Linked DNA regions of Homo sapiens: region 1 is linked to region 2. A link is a contact called in ENCODE Hi-C or POLR2A ChIA-PET data. All regions are on one chromosome and are shown on one strand. The core of a region is the stretch at or near the end of the contact, and the rest is flanking DNA. Distances in the headings are between cores, read along the strand shown.

The links. A loop is a pair of places that touch in the nucleus more often than their neighbours do. ChIA-PET counts read pairs that join two places held with the same protein, here RNA polymerase II (POLR2A). Pooled maps may share reads with other maps.
Region 1: a loop to region 2 is called in a map of mammary epithelial cell, with 5 times the contacts of the local background. The contact joins two enhancer-like sites. A Hi-C loop is called at or near these places in 7 of 168 maps with a recorded cell type or tissue (B cell, aorta, ascending aorta and 3 more), 1 of 37 single-sample maps with no recorded cell type and 13 of 50 pooled maps. POLR2A ChIA-PET finds 5 or more read pairs at or near these places in 1 of 52 experiments (OCI-LY7).

What each region holds. Positions count from the first base shown.
Region 1 is chr2:31,330,948-31,337,836 of GRCh38, reverse strand. XDH (xanthine dehydrogenase) reads left to right here. Exons shown (of 36, transcript NM_000379.4): 35 at 20-196; 36 at 1,829-3,516. The coding sequence ends at 1,879. Among named protein-coding and RNA genes, the nearest start is that of XDH, 80 kb to the left of the region's middle. Within about 2 kb of position 3,381, at least 2 of the 41 ENCODE cell types and tissues checked have a DNase peak (open chromatin) inside an H3K27ac peak, as active enhancers do.
Region 2 is chr2:30,977,699-30,984,411 of GRCh38, reverse strand. The region is part of intron 2 of GALNT14 (polypeptide N-acetylgalactosaminyltransferase 14); the gene reads left to right. Among named protein-coding and RNA genes, the nearest start is that of GALNT14, 160 kb to the left of the region's middle. Within about 2 kb of position 4,376, at least 7 of the 41 ENCODE cell types and tissues checked have a DNase peak (open chromatin) inside an H3K27ac peak, as active enhancers do.

The DNA of each region.
Region 1 (6,889 bases), core at 2,132-4,631, 350 kb before region 2:
GTGCCCTGTCTGTGTTCAGGCTGTTGGAGAGCCGCCCCTCTTCCTGGCTGCTTCTATCTTCTTTGCCATCAAAGATGCCATCCGTGCAGCTCGAGCTCAGCACACAGGTAATAACGTGAAGGAACTCTTCCGGCTAGACAGCCCTGCCACCCCGGAGAAGATCCGCAATGCCTGCGTGGACAAGTTCACCACCCTGGTATGATGCCCCTCAAGCATCCACTCAGTCCAGGGGAGGCCAGGGATAGGCTGGCAAACTGCAGGGAAGGTTCTGCACAGAGGAGAGGTGTTGGGCTCTCTCCTAACCGGGCAGCCTTGCATCAATGGCCACCCTTCATTGTGCATGGTATGAAGCACACACTCGAACTTGCAAGAGAATAATGAGAAACCTCCTTAAAGCTATAGCTTGTAGCTGGGCCTCCTTAGAGATGGGAGGAATGTGTGGTGCACAGTCATAACTCACAGATTTTATTATTTTCCATCTAGATAAGGATGATGGATGAAACTCCAGAGAGCCTAATCTTTAGTATGAGTCAGTCGCTAGCATTTTTTTTTTTAATTTATGTTAAGGACACTGTATGAATATTGGGGGGATGGAGGGAAAAAGAGGAAATAATTAATTAGATCAACCACATTTGTCCTGTGATGATCATGTGCCATTCTGATACTGGGGACACATAGATGTCCTTGAGGACTTTGCAACCTTGGGAAACCAGATGATTCCATTATAGGGTGATTGATTACTGCCTTGGAGGTGTATGTGGCAGAAAGTAGTAGAAGAATTCCGTAGTCATTGGAATCACTTTAAGAAGCACCTATGTGATACTTGTAGTTGGCAATGCCTAACAAAAGAAGACTTTGCTAGGACGGTTGCTTCCGCTTTGGGGATCTCAGAACCAGCCCAGCCTCTGAGTGGTGCTGAAGTGGGCTCTGTACAGTGGCTTTAATTGCCTTTGCAACTGCAACCTGTGTGGAGTTAGCAGGACTGGGTTCTTCCTGATACTCAGGTGGGGCTTTCTCTTTTTAAAATTCGATATGCTTTTTGGATTTATAGGTAAAGTGGGTACATGTGGTCCCAAGTGGGGAGGGCACAGAGGAACCCCAGGGGCAGACAAATCCACCATCCGCAGACCTCAACACAGTGGGTGAAGGAGGCATATGGGTCCCCATTCAGGTCTTCCTTGGGTCTACCAAGAGCTTTAGCTATGGAGTGAGAACTACACAGACCGTGTGGCACTCCCAGGCAGTAAAGATGCCCACATCTGTGCAGCAACCTACCCACAGCCCAGAACCTTCCCACTATGGCTCCCAATGCTGACAATCACCCAAACCCATTTCCCTGAGAGGAGTGGGTGGCATGGCTCCCAATAAGCTGCCACAGTTTGCAAGGCGAGCTCTTTGCCAACAGTCTGATGCAGAACTCAGTCATTTTCGTAAGCTCTCTGTGGCCCCAGACCTGAAACAAAGATCCGTTTCTATGTTACAACATACCAGCGATTTAAAAATTCTTGCCATGGATTTGCATGAGCAGCTGATTCTATGAACTTTTTAAGGACTGTGAGTTTCAAAAGGGATCACATCTGTATTGTTTGTCACCATATCTCCAAAACCTAATAGAACGCCTGCCATGTGGAAAGTGCTCAGTGAAAATAAATGAATGGCTTAGGAAATTAAGGAGTCCTGCCCTGAGGCATTCTCAACAGCTAGGCCTGCAGAGTGGTGCTTGGCCTTGGAATGATGGTTGGCAGTGGTGGGAGGTGAGGTATGCAAGAGAGTGGGAGGAGCATGATCAGCAGACCCTGGCAATGAGAACACTATCATTCCTTCCTAGTGTGTCACTGGTGTCCCAGAAAACTGCAAACCCTGGTCTGTGAGGGTCTAAAGAGAGAGTCCTCAGCAGAGTCTTCTTGTGCTGCCTTTGGGCTTCCATGGAGCAGGAGGAACATACCACAGAACATGGATCTATTAAAGTCACAGAATGACAGACCTGTGATTTGTCAAGATGGGATTTGGAAGACAAGTGAATGCAATGGAAGATTTTGATCAAAAATGTAATTTGTAAACACAATGATAAGCAAATTCAAAACTGTTATGCCTAAATGGTGAATATGCAATTAGGATCATTTTCTGTCTGTTTTAATCATGTATCTGGAATAGGGTCGGGAAGGGTTTGTGCTATTCCCCACTTACTGGACAGCCTGTATAACCTCAAGTTCTGATGGTGTCTGTCCTTTGAAGAGGATTCCCACAAACCTCTAGAAGCTTAAACCGAAGTTACTTTAAATCGTGTGCCTTCCTGTGAAAGCCTGGCCTTCAAACCAATGAACAGCAAAGCATAACCTTGAATCTATACTCAAATTTTGCAATGAGGCAGTGGGGTAAGGTTAAATCCTCTAACCATCTTTGAATCATTGGAAAGAATAAAGAATGAAACAAATTCAAGGTTAATTGGATCTGATTTTGTGAAGCTGCATAAAGCAAGATTACTCTATAATACAAAAATCCAACCAACTCAATTATTGAGCACGTACAATGTTCTAGATTTCTTTCCCTTCCTCTTTGAAGAGAATATTTGTATTCCAAATACTCTTTGAGTATTTACAAAAAAGATTATGTTTAATCTTTACATTTGAAGCCAAAGTAATTTCCACCTAGAAATGATGCTATCAGTCCTGGCATGGTGGCTCACCCCTATAATCCCAGCACTTTGGGAGGCTAAGGCAGGAGAATTGCTTGAGCCCAGCAGTTTGAGACCAGCCTGGGCAACATAGAGAGCTCCTGTCTTTAAAAAAAATTTTTTTAATTAGTTGGTCTTGATAGTGCATGCCTGTAGTCCCAACTACTTGAAAGGCTGAGGTGGAGAGATCATTTGAGCTCAGGAGGTTGAGGCTGCAGTGAGCTATGATTGCGCCACTGCACTCCTGCCTGAGCGACTGAGCAAGATCTTGTCTCTGAAGAAAAAAAAAGAAATAAAAATGCTGCTATCAAAATCAAGCCCAACCAGAGGTAGAAGAGCCAAGAAGCCTGGGTTCTCATCCTAGCTCTGTCTCTTCTGTCTCTATCTTTGTGATCTTGGACTGTCAATTCCCCTTCCTGTGATCCATTTTACTGCAAACATAAGGGTTGCAGTAAAGGGTTGTCTCACGTCTTCTGCTTTAAAAGCCTATAAATATATGACCTGAAAACTCCAGTTACATAAAGGATCTGCAGCTATCTAAGGCTTGGTTTTCTTACTGTCATATGATACCTGGGTCTAATGAACTCTGCTGAGATCACCTCAAGTTTCTGCGGTTGGTAAAGAGAACAAGGGAAGAACAAACATCCCTTTTATTGCTCCAAATGGTGATTTAATCCCTACATGGTGCTGGGTGGACAATGTGTCACTGTCACATGCCTTCACTGTATAAATCCAACCTTCTGCCAGAGAGAATCTGTGGTTCTGGCCATGGAGGGAGGATAGTGGAAATGATATAGTTGGACTGGTGCTTGATGTCACTAATAAATGAAACTGTCAGCTGGTTGGCGTGTGAAAAATGCTTATTAATTATCATCACACCAAATGCTAGTATCTTCAGTATCTTGGCCAGCCTTCATTTCTTGAAAACACACACACACACACACACACACACTTTCTTACAAAAATCCCTCTCCAGAGTATCCTAGATATGCTGGCTGTTGTACAGCATGGTCAAGGTAGAAGAGCTTTAAAAACTAAACGAGTGTTTACACTGAGATCCAGGTCCATTTCAGATGATTTTCTGGGATGTTCTGGGACAGGGCCTGAGACCTGTCACTTGTTTTTAGTGAAGCTCTTGGGGTGAAGCAGTGACACAGAATTCCCTTGTGTGCTTAGGTACCAAGGTGAGAGTAGAGTGGTCATGAAAATCCAACAAGAAAGTGCTTTGTGAACTAGAAATCACTGTGCTATTCAGAGGCATCGTCCGTCTGAGACACCTTGCCTTGCCCTGTTGTCTTAAAGTGCTTCCAGTCTATACAGTGAGATGTCTTGGTCTTTTTTGGTGTTGCACAAGGAATGCAGTCAACACTGCCTGCGGTATCGCCTGGAACCTGCAGAGGGCAGTAGAAGATTGAACAAGGGGCAATATTGTCCAGGTGGCCCAGCAGCATCGCATTTGTTAACCATTAGGTACTGATTTAGGTAGGATCTCTGCATAGACCAGATGTCCTCGGAGGCTTCCCCAAGAGCTGAATTCAAAGCTGACTTAGGGTTTTAGAATGACAAAAGTCTCAAAGGAGCTCTCCAAAGACATGGGTCAGCCGTGGGAGTCTGAGCTCCAGATGAATGGCTAGCAAGGGGAAGGCAATTCTTATTTTCAGAGTATCTGCAACTTGCCAGGTGACAAGGTGAATGCTTTACCTACAGGGTCTCATTTAATCCTCCCAGTGGTTTTACGAGGTAGGTCCTTTAACCCCTATAACCACATGAAGGAGAAGCCCTACCCCTGACCATGCTGAGGGCTTACTCAGAGACATTTACTCCTAAGTGCCCACCACAACCAGCGGGCAGCTCCCTTACAGGCCAGGAAACCTGGTGTGTATTGGGAGTCACCTGCCTGTCAGAGTGGACAGTTGCTAGCCAGGCTCACGGAGGTGGATGGAGGCACCAGGATGCCCACCGTTTCATTTATAGGCAGGCTGAGGATTCTCTTGCTGGCACGGCCAGGGTACTGAGTTGTCATCAGGGCAGCTGATGAGACTCCCCTTACTCCAGAGCTAGGTGGCTGGGAGGCTGGGACAGGAGGGCAGGACAGAGGTTGTAGGAGGAACTCTGGGCAAGGGATAAGGACAGAAATAGTCTTAGCTGATTGATTTATGACTGAGAACATCCCCGAACCCATGGTATTTTTATCTTTTGCGGAGGGGGAGCCTGGAAACCTGTCCATTTGCTGCCTATTTTGGATCGTGGGACAAGATGATTCCTGACATACAGCTTCCTTAAACATGAGGTCACCCTGGTGCCCCCCAGGCCCAGGAGCCTGCCCTTTTGTTTTGTTTCTATCCTGAACTGGGGGAGTACGTGTTCCTAAGGCAGGAGACAGATCCTGTGACAATCTTGTCACCTGAAACAAATCAACCTATTGATGGAAGTGGAAATGTCAGGCACTGCCCAAAGGGATTCTGGCGTCATCTCTGTCCTTGAACTGTCCTGCTCTGGCTTGCACAACCCCCCAGGCCACCTCAGCATCCCAGAACTGGAAAGACCATCAAGTTCAATCTCTCTATTTTAGAGAGGAGAAACATAAGCCCACAGAGAGAAACTGACTCGCTCAGGGTCCTACGGCCCTTTAGTAGCACAGTCAGACTGACAGCAAGGCTGCCTGGTTCCTGGTCCAGGCTTTTTAAAACTTAACCATACACCACTAGTCAACTGAGCCTTCTATTAGGAAACCTGTGGGTCAGGGAGCTGGGGTATATGACAGAAATCTAGTTACACTGAATGGGAAGAAGACAGAGCAAGCTTGAGGCCCAAGATAAACACTGGTGAGGAGGGTAATATGCCTGTATGCCTATATATGCCTATCTGCCTGTGCTCCTGTCACAGGATGCTAAAATGGGATTCTTTCCGCAGCCCCACAGATGGGAAACAAAACAATGAGTGCAAAAACATCCCCTCATTTCAAAGAGAGATGCTGAATCTAAATCATCTGTGCAAGACTTGCGGAGAGATGGCTGGAAACTAATTTTGCCACCATTAACTCCTCATCTACCTCAAGAGTTTAAAAGATTGAAGTACAGAATTTGAGAGATTGGGAAGAGAGGTTTCCTTTGGAGGTAGCAAACCATGCATTCTCCCTGCCAAACAGGAGAGAGTGTGTGTGTGCATGTGTGTGTGAGAAAAGGGGGGTCTCGTGGTAAATGAGATCTGCTTGGGAAGCTGTGGTTGGATTAGACTGAGGCATTAAGGTAGTGAGAGGAAGGGGATGAGAGCCACAGGGCAAGGATACCAGTGTGGCCACACTGGAGGGATCCACCACCCAGGAGGACTTCCTGAAGGGTGTCATGGAACCCCAACAAACAACGGGACCATCTGATGCCCCAGGATCAAAATAGCCTCGGGCTGGCTTGTTCCAGTGTGGCCCATGAGGAGTGCCCACACATCCTTGCCCTGGATCCTTTGTTCCAGTTTAAATTTCCCCCTCTCCCCACACCTTTCAGTAGGGAAGAAGGTGAGCCCAAGAGTGAGACCCTTTTCTTTGAGCCCTGAGTGTTAGTGGGAGGGAGCTTAGGAATGGATACACAGGCTGCAAACATTGCACTGATGAGCCCGTGCATCAGCCCTGGGAGCATAGAGTCTGAGTGGCATGTCATTTGCTCCCCTCCTCCTATCTTTCCGTCTCCATCACATCCTGGCAGATTTGATCCCCTGTTCAGCCAATTGCCCTTATCTGTGGGCTGACAACAAAGTCGTTCTGGTCCATGCATGTGCTCTCTGTTCTTCCTCTCACTAGATGGAGTATTCCCAGGGGTCCTCGTGGTGGCTGACGTTCTTGTGGGACACTCACTACCTTTCCTTGCTTCCCACCGAGGCTAGACTGAGCACCCGCCCCAGGGTGGTGACACACAGCATGCCTCTGCCCACTCTTGGGTGTTAGGAGCTGAGCATAAAAGCACGTGTGGAGTGCTCAAGCTCCTCTGCTTCTCCTCTGCTTCCCTCTTCCCTCTTGGGCAGGTTGCTTAGCTCCTCTGACCTCAATCTGTTCATCTGTAAAATAGGTGTGGATAATCATATCCACCTCACTGGGCTGTTGTGAAGATTGAAAGAATCAGTGGGGTTAAAAGCACTTTTTGGAGTACAGAGTTGTTGTCATTTGCAGGCCTTTGACCATGCCTTAAAAGGGGAAGAGCACCGGGAAATCATGAGTAAGCTTTC
Region 2 (6,713 bases), core at 3,127-5,626:
TTCCTGGCCAGCACCATGGCCAGTAGGAAGAAAGCCAAAGTGTGACAGAGAAAAGAGTACCAGGCAGGAGTGGTGCCCCTGCCCCAAGGCTGGACAACTGTCCCAAACAAAGTGCAGGCTGAACAGGCTGCTGGCCCGGGAGCTAGAGCCTGATATGAGAACTTGGCCTGAAAGCATTTTCATCCTCAGGGTGGGGACATTGGATCTTCCACTGGGGAGTTCGTTCTGAAGTGAGGCAGGAACAGTGAGAAGCAGGAGCTAGTCTTAGGGGAGAAGGAGCTGATAGGGCCTGGAAAAGGACTCTGTCCTTCATCCCCAGACTCACTGCTGGGTTTCCAGACTGAGCACCAGTGTGGGCTGCACAGACTTGAGCAGAACAGCAAGACTAGCAGATTAACTCCACACCTAGGTCAGGGGACCCGGGCTCAGAGAGGTTAGGGGACTTGTCCAGGGTCACACAGCTAGTCCATGCTTGGCTGAAATGCAAAATCAATTTTTCAGATTGTGGGTCCATATATTTTATTTTATTCTGTCACAAACATAAAACTTCTTATTATGTCTAAAGTTCACTGAGTTAGAGAAAGTGTGTGTGTGTGTGCATACGTGTGTGTGTGTGTGTGTGTGTGTGTGTGTTTGACTTGTGATTTGGGGAAAGAGAAGAGGTGATAGATGAGGATTCTGGGTTTCCTAATTAAGATGGTTTGATTATTATATTTTAGCTTTGCCCAGAGGTACTAAAATACTACATTTCAGCCATATAATTCAATAAATAGTGTCATCTGGTGTTCTGCCATCTGGGCCAAATGCCTGTGGGCAGGTAACCCAAGAAGAACCTTGTGTGGCTTCGAAAGGTACCAAGTGGTCTTTGTTCTGGGGACAGATTTCCCTTCTCCCTCCCTAAGTTTGCCTCCTACATTTCACATTACCTGGGGAATGAGGCAGGGGAAAGAGATGTGGAAAGAGATGTAGAGACATTTTCAATGCCCAGGATGGAAAACTGATTTGGATTAAATATTTGCCAGGAATAATTCATTCAACAAATTATTGAGTCTAAGACTATTAAGTATAGATCAGTAAAAACAACAACAACAACAAAAAAAACAGACTGAAAGTGTGCCCTCATGGAACTTGAATGCCCCCAGTGAATAAATCCCTCAGGTGGACAAGTGGGAGCTACCTTACTACCCTCCCCAGGCCCCTAGTACCTCCCCACCTTACAGATCACTTTCCACAGGAGGCATGGTCCCTTAAGCTAGCCTTGAAAATAAGCCCTGGCCCGTGAACTCAGGGTTTCAGTAACACCAAGGGCAGTGTGGTATCAGTTCTCTCGCCTCTGAATTATCTGTCTTTAAAGGACAGAGGAAGAGGGGTGAAGAAGATTCCCTGGATTTGCACTCTGCATTCCGGGGGTGCTCTCCTCAGTGTTATGGGGAACACAGGAGGGGTGGAGAAGACAATACTGTTGAGTTTGGCTGCAGCTTTTGTCTATTTCATGAGCTTTCCATGTCCCAGTTCAGTGGCTTTTGAAATCTTCTTGCACAACCAAAATCTGCCGCAACACCAGAAACTCTCTTCATCTTTTCTCAAGGAAATCTTTTATTGAAATATAAGATACATATGGAAAAGTACACACCTCCTGCAGGTATATCTTGAAGAATTTTTCCAAAGAGAACACACCTATGTTCCTGCATCAAGTACCTACATCAAGTTAAAGAATATTCTGTGTTTGCCAGAAGCCACCCTTATGCCCGTGCCCCATCAGAATTCTCCGTGGCTACCTTGTCTTCAAAAGCTGTAGATTGATGTTGCTTGGTTTTGAACTTTATATAAATGGGATTACACAGTATGTACTCATGTGTATCTGGCTTCCCTCAAAGTTCTGTGCATGAAACTCAGCCACATTTTGCAAGACACAGTTTGTTTATTCTCATTGCTGTGTAGTATTCCTTTATAAGAATATATTACAATTTCTATATCTACTCGACTATCAGTGCTCATTTGGGGTTTTTCCAGCTTGGCTTTTATGACGAGAGCTGCTATGATTAAGCTTCTACTTGTCTTTTGGTGAACAGGCATATGTGTTTCTGTAGGGTGTACCCCTAGAAGCTTCTGTAGATATCATCAAATATTTAATGAAGTACTTACAGCAGAGTCCCTGTTGCACCAAGTCCTCATTATCAATCACTTGCTATTGTCTGTCTGTTTCATTTTTGCCTACCAGGAGGCTGAGTGGTGGTGTCTTATTGTGGTTTAAATTTGCCTCTCCCTGCTGCAATGAAGTGGCACACATTTTCCTAAGTTTCTTGACCGTTTGCATACCCGAGCAAGCGTTTTGCCCCTTCTCTCTGCATCTGTCTATGCCTTTTGCCCAAGAACCAGGCACAGAGGGCCTGGCTGTCAGTTCCCCCCTCAGTAACCTGCCTTTCTTCTGGATATTTTTTGCCATTTTGTCCAACATTGTGAGGCAGCATGATAAAGTAAGGGGAAGAAATAACTGGCCTGAGCCTGCGAAAGTGCATGCCCTTTCTAAGATACTGCCCAACAATGCCTTCAGCTCCCTGGGTGTCTGTTTCCTCCCACGTAACATGAGAGAAGTAAGCCAGAGATGCTTATTAAGGTCAGTTCCAGCTCTGTCTGCTGGTTTGAAAATACTTCTGCCGGTAAAAGCATGCGGAAACTGGCTTAGGTACTAAGTAAGTTGGACGCTATTTCCAGAAACATGAAGCCCTCCTGCTCGGCAGTGGTGCCCCTCCCCCTGCCCTGGATTACTCTTTCCCCTCGCAGACTTCCCTTCCTAACAGGACTCCAGGGCCCTGCAGAGCATCAGAGCCCTTTTTATTGCCACCTTGTCCATTTCTTCATGCAGGCCTTCTCCACCCTCTCATGCCCTCCACGCAGTGCAGGTCACCAGACCTCTCCTAGCCTGAGGTGCACATGTAGGCTGATTTGACATGTCTTCTCACTTATCTGAAAGCCCCGGACCTATTAAACACAGCAGCAGCAGAGATGCTTGCTCCTGGAGTTGGCACATCACGTAGAAGGCAGTTTGACTGCAAACATTGGTGACCTGCCCACATTTTTCAGTCTAGAATAAGGAGCTGAAACACACAGATGTCTTCCCTTTAAAACCTGGATCACTGTCAAGTTCCATTACCATTTGCCCCCAAGTGCTTCAAAGAACCACTGGCTCTTATGATATAACACATGTGCCTCTACTGCCAGGAAGAAATAGGGCTGGTAGGATTGGCTTGAGGAAATTTCAAGGAGGCTCTGTGCTGGGACGAAGGTCCTGGGATAATTCCTACAGGAGAGGATGAACCATGCAGTAAGCCCTTAGAGTAAGACTCTTCATGCCTTGTATTTCTTTAGCCCAGGCTGGAGTGAAGTGGCCTAATCTCGAACCACGGTGCCCCCAGGTTCAAGCGGTTCTCCTGCCTCAGCCTCCTGAGTAGCTTGGATTTTAGATGCCTGTCACCAAGCCCAGCTAATCTTAGTAGAGACGGGGTTTTGCCATGTTGGCCAGGCTGGTCTTGAACTCCTGACCTCAGGTGATCCACCTGCCTTGGCCTCCCAAAGTGCTGGGATTACAGGCGTGAGCCACCGCGCTCGGCCCATGCCTTGTATTTCTATAGGACTTCACGAAGTGCTTTCCCAGCTCTTTCTCATGTCCTCAGTAGCCCTTTGGGTGAAGAGGTCATTGCCATTTCACAGAGAAGGAAGCTGAGACCCAGGCAACGTAACTGGTTGACTGAGTGGCTGGGCTAGGTCTCCTAGCCCTGTGAGCTTTGACATACAACATCTCTGTCACTTACTAGCTGGACCATGGGTGAGTTACTCAAACTCCCAGAGACCCCATTTCTTCATCTGTAAAATGGGAATAATAATGGTCCTCAGGGTGAGGTGAAATAATTGATGTCAAATGCCGAGCCTCATCTTTAACCTCTAGTAAGCACTTGGTGACTGTTTGCTAGCTGTGGCCCTGAGTAGTCAAGTTAGTACTGGCATCAGGAGGGCAGCTGGGGCCTGCTGCAGTCACCCAGGCAAGAGGGGGCATCAGGACCAGCAACAGTTCTGGTTTCATCATCTTTCCTGCTGCTCCGCAGCTGTGGGCCAAAGCAGGTCTGGAAGGCAGGGCAGACAGGTAACAGGGCCAGGGGTGGAGAAACGGGTGACATGGATGAATGTAGAGAGGTCCAGGCTCTGCACCCTGCTCTCCAGCTCTGAGTCAGGGTGCTGCGGCTCATGTGAGTCACAGTGGAGCTGAGAACAAGGTGGGCTGGGTGCAGGGCATGTGAGCAGGGAAGTCCTTAGAGAGCTCTGGGCCTCGGCCTTGGCTCCTGGCTCTGAACATTCCATTTGCCTGAATGTCAGACTTACTTTAAAAACTGGAAAGCAAAATGAGCGAGGAGGCGACTGCAGTGCCACATCTGGTGAAATTTGTGCTTGAAAGATACTGGGGATGGAAGCCAAGGCCAGCAGAGGGAGTGATTTAGAGCCGGGGGCCAGCAACTACAAAATGTGTTTGACAAGAGATGAAAAGAGCGGGAGAGGAGATGACAGCTGGGTGGGGGCTGCTGTGGGAGGGAGACCTCTGAGCCGAGGGTGGCAGACACAGGATGGAGTGCTGAGGGCCACGTGAGGCCCCAGGTGACTGGCAAAGTAAGCAGGCACAATGGGATGTGATGGAAGCAGGAATCCGCTGGGGACTCTGTGGATCACTGAGCAGTGAGGGTCCCACTGGCCTAGTGAGGGGCAAGATCAGTAAATGTCCTTGAGCTTATCTTTGCTGTCCCTGAGGCAACAAGAGGAATCCCTGATCTCCATGGAAACTTTATTGTATTATCCAAACTGCTCTCCCCTCCTGACTCTCATGATAACCGTGGCCTGGCCAGAGCTGGCGTGGTGGTTGAGTCTCTTCTGCTTCCCTGCTCCTCCCTGTCTCTCCTCCTTGATTCCTCATAAGGTGGCATCATGTACTCCTTGTCCCACACCTTCCTGCCCTGCCTCTCAAGGTAGCAAACACCCTCTTTGCTCCCGTCTGCTTCATCTCAGGCCGGGTGCCACCACCCTTCAGACTTTCACCCAAGCCCTGATCTGTGGCATCATCCTGCTCTCCCCCCACTCCCATTTTGTTGTCTCCTCTGAGATATCTCTTGCTCCCTGAGATATCTTGCTGCCAAACTCAGCCGCTGCCCCCTCTCGTCTGGGTGACTGCGGCAGGCCCTAGCTGCCCTCCTCATTGACTCTGGCTTTCTAAATGCAGAAGGATCACTCCTCACCTGAAACTCTTCACATGCTGTGGGCACACAGCTCCTGTCACCACCCCAACCCTGAAGTCAAGGCCGCCCCCATCAGGCCATGGCCTGTGCCGACTGTGCTGTGAGGATTCAGGCCTCATCATTGCTGCTTTCTCTATTCAGGATGCCCTTTTGTGTTTTGGGAGTCTGGGTGGAGGGTGTCTTCTTCAGGAAGACCGCTTGCCCCTCAGACAATTTGGCAGCCCCTCCATCCTCTATGCTTACCCTGAGCAGCACCCCTTGCTGTGCATTGCAGACATCAGCTTACTGTCTATCACCCTTCCAAGCCCCTGAGCAGCTAGCACAGGAATGCTGACTTATCTTTGCATCTCCTGAGCCTAGCACGGTGCCTGGCACTCACACTGTCCATCAGTATCAGCTGAGTGAATAGGGGCCCAAAGCGCACCTCGTGATTCCTTCTCAAGCTACTGAAAATATCAGGGATTGGGAGTGCAGGTGCCGGTGAGCGAGTGAATCCTCAGAACAGAGGGAGAAAATCAAATCACAGGAAATTTAAAACCATCCTCGCTCAACAGAGAATTATCCACGTTCACGCATAAATCCAGCGCCACAATTGGCAAACACGTATTGATCATACCATCCCCCTGATGTGTGGGAGGCACCATATATATGTTCTCTCGGTTCAGCCTCACAACTTTGCTATGACCCTTGTTTTAGAGATGAAGAAATTGACTCCGGTAGCTTGAATAACTTGTCCACAGGAATTTAAAGAAGTAGAAACGTGGCCCCTGCCTGCAAGAAGGCAGTAGTTACCTAGGAAGATGGCACAGTGATTTAGAAAGGGGAATAGTCATACCAGGCGGCCATGTGGAGTGTGGTGGAGGAAGTGATTTCAGCGAAACTGCACAACAGTGACAGTTTGGGCAGCTGGAGGAGGGAAGGTAACAGAATCTAGGGAGGTTTGTGGAGGTTGTGACACAGGTACAGTCAAGGGCAGTGACTGGGCTGGTTTAGCAGGGCCAGAAGGCTCCTGCAAGGGAATGTGGGGGCAGGGTGCTGAAGAGCTAACACGAGGGTGGAGGCCTTGAGATGCTGGTGAAGGTTTAACTGCAGGTGGCTCTGAAGGTCGGGAGAGGGTCCTACAGTGAGAGCAGTGTGTTAGGAAGATGGAAGAGAGAACGGCTGTGGAGAGGGTGGGAGGAGTGGTTGGAAGTGACTCTTCTGCAGGCGGGAAGAATAGTTAGGAAGCTGTTGCAGGAGGGCAAACCAGGGGTGTAGATCAGGCTTGGTGATATAAAAAAGAGGCAGATTTGAGTGCAGTATTGGCTCAGGGGTGGATTGACTGTACGAAGGTGCAGGAAGGTATGGGAAGCCTTTGCTTTTTCCCTCCCTGCTTCAGACCAGAATGGCGCACGGATGTGAGTCCCCTGGGGAAGAGGCATAGGACCCTTGACC